Regions from separate parts of the Homo sapiens genome. Here region 1 is linked to region 2. Evidence: chromatin contacts called from ENCODE Hi-C or POLR2A ChIA-PET data. All regions are on one chromosome and are shown on one strand. Each heading gives the region's core, a stretch centred on a gene start or an enhancer-like site at or near the end of the contact. The rest is flanking DNA. Distances are from core to core; before and after follow the strand shown. Region 1 holds the start of PRR12 (proline rich 12). Region 2 holds the start of POLR1G (RNA polymerase I subunit G).

What was found. A loop is a pair of places that touch in the nucleus more often than their neighbours do. ChIA-PET counts read pairs that join two places held with the same protein, here RNA polymerase II (POLR2A). Pooled maps may share reads with other maps.
Region 1: a pooled map shows a loop between it and region 2 (6-fold over the local background). The contact joins the promoter of PRR12 here to the promoter of POLR1G in region 2. A Hi-C loop is called at or near these places in 5 of 50 pooled maps. POLR2A ChIA-PET finds 5 or more read pairs at or near these places in 2 of 52 experiments (GM12878 and common myeloid progenitor, CD34-positive).

What each region holds. Positions count from the first base shown.
Region 1 is chr19:49,589,833-49,592,858 of GRCh38, forward strand. PRR12 (proline rich 12) reads left to right here and starts at 1,350. Exons shown (of 14, transcript NM_020719.3): 1 at 1,350-1,908. The coding sequence starts at 1,823. PRRG2 (proline rich and Gla domain 2) reads left to right here. Exons shown (of 7, transcript NM_000951.3): 6 at 68-220; 7 at 539-1,172. The coding sequence ends at 557. RefSeq lists silencers at 169-268, 279-438, 1,299-1,628, 1,789-2,038 and enhancers at 2,022-2,521, 3,009-3,026.
Region 2 is chr19:45,405,158-45,408,191 of GRCh38, forward strand. It overlaps POLR1G (RNA polymerase I subunit G), which reads left to right and starts at 1,487. Exons shown (of 3, transcript NM_012099.3): 1 at 1,487-1,561; 2 at 1,937-2,078; 3 at 2,976-3,034. The coding sequence starts at 1,540. ERCC1 (ERCC excision repair 1, endonuclease non-catalytic subunit) reads right to left here. Exons shown (of 10, transcript NM_001983.4): 10 at 2,177-3,034. It also overlaps a transcript of PPP1R13L not described here. RefSeq lists enhancers at 1-593, 564-763.

The DNA.
Region 1 (3,026 bases), core at 100-2,599, 4.2 Mb after region 2:
CTCTCTTCCTCCCTAGTCTAGGTATCCTGTAAGTTGCCTCTGCTAACTGTACCTTTGCTGTCCCCAGGGCCGGGCTCATTAGCCCTCTGAGTCCTTTGAACCCTCTGGGCCCACCGACGCCCCTGCCTCCACCCCCACCCCCACCCCCAGGCCTCCCCACCTATGAGCAGGCGCTGGCAGCCTCTGGGGTACACGACGCACCTCCACCCCCCTACACCAGGTATGGGGCGTGGCTTCTGCCCGGGGGCGGGGCGCAGAGGGGTGGGCACGTTGGAGGAGGAACCTGGGCTCAGGGGCGGGACTTGGAATTTGGGCCTTCTTACCTGGGGCGGGGCTTGGAGTGCGGGGGCGGGGCCCCATGCAATGGTCTAGGGGCGTGGCCCAGCGTTGTATGTGTGGAGCCGTATAGGAGGGTGGGGCCTGTGCCCAGAGGGTCCTGGATTGGCTGAGACGCCAAGGGCGGTCGGAGTGGTCCTGGTTGAAGGGGGGAGAAAAACAGCCAGATCTTTGACTCCCTAGTGTGCCTTTCCTCTTGCAGCCTCAGGAGGCCTCACTGAAGAGCTGCTTTCGAGACCCGGCTCTCCGAACCGTGCCCCTGATTCATACCGGATTCCGGAAGCCGCTAGGCCTCATAGACGCCGAAGCTGGACTTGGAGTGGGGAATGGTGGGAGTAGGGGTCATCCGGCCCGAGGCCTGCCCTGGCACACGCGTTTCCGCCGCGTATGGATATACACATGTTTTCGGCAACGTGTTCCCGTGTCCTGGCCCCTCACGGGCCCCCACACTCTCCTGACCGTGAGGGCACTGGTCAGTTCCGCCCCCGTGGTAGGCAGACGCGCGGGGAAATTCGGACCCAGGAGCCCAGCCCCGGCTGTGCCATCTTGTGTATGGGCAGATATGACCTGACAGCCCCCTCCAGTGCCACAGGGTACGCACACGCAGAGCCCCGCCTGTGCACACGCGTGTCTTCGTGCACTCCCCGTGCGGTACAGGGGCACTTCGTAACCCAGGGAAAGGGCGGGGGGCATATTTGCAAGCGCGCTCGGTGCGGGCAGGCTCGCATTGCACCCAGGGAGCTGGAGTTGAGCTGTTCCCCTAAATAAAAACCCTTCGGAAAGGAGACCAAAAAAAGCAGAAATAATGCAAAAAATAATAATGAAATGAACTGCGATCCCGGGCGCATCGGAACTGGTTTTCTGTGCAAACGCGCCCTACACCCCCAGGCCCTGCTCGCGCTCAGTCTCTCTCTCACTCTCCCTTTTTTTTTTTTTTTTTTTGCATTTGCACGGGATTGTGGGAGGAAGCGGAGCGCAGCCAGACACCCCGCCGCCCGCCCCCCCTTCCCCTCCCCCCTCCCCCAGCCGCCTTGTGCAAAGATGGCTGCACCGTGAGCGCAGAGGAGGAGGAGGCGGCGGCGGCGGCGGCGAGAGAGCGAGCACCCAGCGCCTGCACCCACCCCGGGGCCGCCCGGGACGCCCCCTCCCGAGCGCGCGCCCCCCCTTTTCTCTCGCAAGCGCCGGGGCAAAGGCGGAGACAGCGGGGTCCCTCCTCCCCCCTTCCCTCCTCTAGGGGGAACCCCCCTTCCCCCTTCCTTGGCTCAGCGACTGCACCCCCTCCCTTGCCCGCCCCTCCGCCCCTGCCCCCTCCCTCCCCCGCCCGGGGCCTTCCCGGGCCTTCGGCGGCTGCAAAGAAAAAAAGAGAGAGAGAAAAGGGGGGAAAAAAAAGCAGCAGCGGAGGGAGCGGCGGCGGAGGAGAGCGCGCGCGCGCCCCCTCCCTCCCTCCCTCCCTCCCCCTCCCCCCAATTTCCACCGCGGCCAATTCATGGACAGGAACTACCCCAGCGCCGGCTTCGGGGACCCGCTCGGCGCCGGGGCGGGATGGAGTTACGAGAGGTCAGCGAAAGCTAGGTAAGGAGCTGAGGGTGGCCTAGAGAAGGGGGCCAAGGGGTGGGAGCCCAGCCGGGCCGGGCCGGGCCGGGCCGGGCCCGCCCGGCGACGCGTGCATCGCAAACTCCCCTCCGGCTTGCAAGGGAGCGGCCTTCCTCGGTTTGTAACAACGCCGCCGCCCCAGTTTGCAAATTGCAAACTCCGCCAAAGCCAGCTCCGGCATGCAAAGGGAGAATTGCAGCGGGAAAATGGGGGTGCAAAACAATTTCGGACGGGAAGGCCTTGGGAAGGTGGGAGGGACTGGCGAAGCAAGGCCTGGACTTCCCCCCATCCTTGGATTCCCGGCTTGGTGACCCCTCCCCCCCGCGCCCCAGGCACTGCTCTTGCAAAGGTGGGAAGAAGAGAAGAATTAGAACGCAGATCTGGGGGGCGCGAACCCCCTCTCAGGTCCTATTGTTCCGGGACTGTGCGAGGCCGCGCCACTAGGCGCCCCCCCAAGAATTCCGCGCGCAGAGTGGGCACGGGGCCCCGCCCCCTTCCTAAGCTGGGGTTGTGTGTGTGTAAGGGAGGGGGTCAGGCGTCTGGGACACGCCCCCTTTAATGCCCCCACCCCCAAAGGCAGAGAATCCTAGTTGATCGCAAGGAGTGGAGCGTTTGCCCTCTTGAGTCTGGCCACGGACTGGTGCCGTTGCATGGGAAGAGTCGGATGTTTCCCGGGTGTGTGTTTGTGTGTCTGAGCGTGGGCCCTGTGCGTGCGTGGCTGGCAGCGTGTTCACCTGTGAATCTGCCCCTTTCCTGTTGCTTATTGGTGTGGCGCCCTCACACTTCACCTATCCCCAGCACCTCCCCCCCAACACACCTGGATTTCCCAGCAGGGCATAACCCCAAGTGTGTCAGGATTTTCCGTGTGGGATTCCTCCGTCTATATCTTTTCTTCCCCACGGGTGAGTTGGATACCCGTTTGCACACATACCTGGCATTGCATGGGCCCATGCATTTGAACCTCAACCCCCGGGGATGGTCGGTGTTCTTGTTCACACTTGTACCTGGTACTTTCCCCAGGTCTTATTCCCTCTTCTCTCCACCCCCCAAACCGTTGCCGCTTGGGAACCGATCTTCCTCCTGCTCCCAACTTGTTC
Region 2 (3,034 bases), core at 237-2,736:
CGAGCACCTTGGGACTTGTAGTCCCGGAGGGACAGGACGTAGCCCAAGACGATCCCATTTGGATTCACCCAGAGTCCATTTCACAGACAGGAAGGGCGAGGCCCAGAAGCCGAGAGCGACCAGGCCAGGGAGATACAGAAGAGCCGAGACGCCTGCCTCGCTGTGGCTGGAGACTGACTCCTGAGCCCTTGCCCCACCCCTTCAGGCGCACTATCCCCTTTCCTGATCAGTATCCCCCAGGGTCTCTGAGCCCGAATCTCCCCGTCGATAAAAAGCGCGGGTTGGATCTTCAAAGGATGTCCCAGCAAGAGTTCAAAATCTTAGTTTGGACTACAACCCCCAGCAGCCTCCGCGACCGCCCTCGGGCGACTCTTTGCCTCGGGTCCTGTGGGAATTGTAGTCCTGGAGCCCGCAGGGGCTGCACCCCGGTGTCTCTCTCGCCCACGCGAAGGAAACCGTCTGGAGATCCTGGATAGGGGAAACATTTCCCCTTCCCCTTGACCCTCCCTCCGCTCTGGAAAGCCTCTCCCACCTGGGGAGAAGGGGTGCCCCAATTCTGGAGTAGGATCCTAAATCTTGGCAGAGGGGGCGGGAAGTGGCGCTGACACACTGGCCAGGAATGCAGTCGGGTCACCCTGTCTAGCCACCGTCTCGCGGCTCCAACCGCCGCCCAACGCGGGGCGGCCCCAGTGGGAAGGGAAGTGGGTGCGTCCCCCAAATCTGTGTCCACGTGCCGCTGTTTACACGCTCCCTGGGGCAGGGAGGAGTCGCCGATCAGGTCCCTTCCTGAAAGTCATCGAGGTTTCCCACGCATGAGACTAAACCCCCGAGGGCATCTACAAGTCCCATTTGATCCACAAACGCTACACCGTGCCCAGCACCACTCCACGCGTGTGGGGCTCCTGGGTCCGAGGCTCCGCCCTCGAGAACCACAAGCTCCTCCCCCTATGTTTCCCGCTCCCCCGGAGTCCAGAAGCCCCGCCCCTGGCTGGAACTTCACGCCCTCCGGACGGATTGCCCCTATTTCTCCATTTTCCCGCTTCTCCCAGTCAAGTTCTGAACTTGTGAGGCATCTGGGCCTCCCCAGAAGACATTTAACACAGAAAGCACAGCCCTACTAACTAGTATTCTTACCTGTCTCTTCAAGAATTTCAGACCAATCGACCGTCCTGTCTCTTTAAGGCTTAGGAAGAGCAGTGTGGCTGCCCCTTTAAGGAGGCGTTGCAACAAACCATATTGGACAGACGATGGGGGCGACCCATCGGGACCCGACGGGCCTCTGACTCCAGCAATACAGCGAATCAGCGGCTTTCGGGAATACATTTTTCGGAAAAAGACTTCTTCCTCGGTTTTCTGCTCTGCACACGTTGAAATTTTCCCCAGTTTTTCCTGCAGATCGGGAGTCGAGCAATGCCTACCCCCGCGCTCCCGCACCAGTTGGGCGCTCCCGGATGATGCCCTACCCCTTTGGATCCACGTGGTCTGCAACCTGGTGCGAGCAGCCCGGGCTACAGGGTTGCCTGAGGTGTGGGTCCCAGGATGGAGGAGCCCCAGGCCGGCGGTGAGGGTGCGGGTTGACGGGGTGCGGAGGGTGCGTTGGTGGAAGGAGAAAGGGGCGTCCGAGAGGGTTCGGGCGGAAAAGGAGGCGTACCTGCAAGCAGGACTTGCGAAGAGCGTGCATTCCCAGTGGGCGAACGGGAATTCGAACGGAGAGAGGGTTATCTTGTGGGGGGCTACCCGTGGAGAGCAAGGCGCCCCCAGGGGTTGGATCGGTGAAATTGAGGTCGCCCCTGGGGAACAGGTGGGCAGAAAGGAGAAACCAGGTTGAGGGGACTGGAGTGCTCACGAGGTTAAGACCAATGGACCGATAGGCGCGCCCTGCAAGATTGGACCGGCAAGGAGGTGTCAGTCGACCCCATTTCCCCTTCTGCTGCAGATGCTGCTCGGTTCTCTTGTCCCCCCAACTTTACCGCGAAGCCCCCAGCCTCAGAGTCCCCTCGTTTCTCCTTGGAGGCGCTGACGGGTCCAGATACGGAGCTGTGGCTTATTCAGGCCCCTGCAGACTTTGCCCCAGAATGGTGAGTGGTCTTGTTGACGGAAAAGAGGGTCCCGGTCCAGACCCCAAGAGCGGGTTCTTGAATTTGTCACAGGAAAGAATTAGAGGTGAGTCACAGAGCACAGTGAAAGAAACAAGTTTATTGGAAACTACTCCTTTACAGAGTAGAGTGTCCTCAGAAAGCAGGGGGAGAAACCCACAGCCCTTTGTTAGTATTTCTACTTATAAGAAACTATAAGGAACTATAGTTAAACTTGGAGTGTGCAGATAAGCTCACTAAAGGTAGGGGCTATTGGTGTTATCCACGACCATTAATCCTGCAACCTAAGCTTGCTCATTTATGTTATATTTAAGTAATGGGGGCTGCATTCTTAGGACATTTGGACATTCTGCAGGCTTGGTGGAACATGTTCTGTATGGCCATAAATATTCTGTAATTATAATTGGTGGTCAGCCTGGGATGTGGTTATTTTCAGGCCATAAGCATGAACCTTGTAAGTGCCTAGCTACTCACTTTAAGATGGAGTCACTCTAGTCATGTTTTATTAAAAACCAGAGGCCAGCCAGGCGCAGTGGCTGGTGCCTGTAATCCCATCCTTTGGGAGGCCGAGGCGAGCAGATCACTTGAGGTCAGGAGTTCAAGACCAGCCTGGCCAACATAGTGAAATTGTCTCTACTAAAAATACAAAAATTGGCTGGGCGTGGTGGCAGGTGCCTGTAATCCCAGCTACTTGAGAGGCTGAGGCAGGAGAATCGCTTGAACCCAGGAGGTGGACATTGCAGTGAGCCGAGATCATGCCACTGCACTCCAGCCTAGGCAACAGAGCAAGACTCTCTCAAAAAAAAACAAAAAAAAAATCAAAAAACCTTCCCTCTCCTGTTCCACTTAAGCCTCTGCCCTCCCTGTTTCTCTCTGTAGCTTCAATGGGCGGCATGTGCCTCTCTCTGGCTCCCAGATCGTCAAGGGCAAATTGGCAG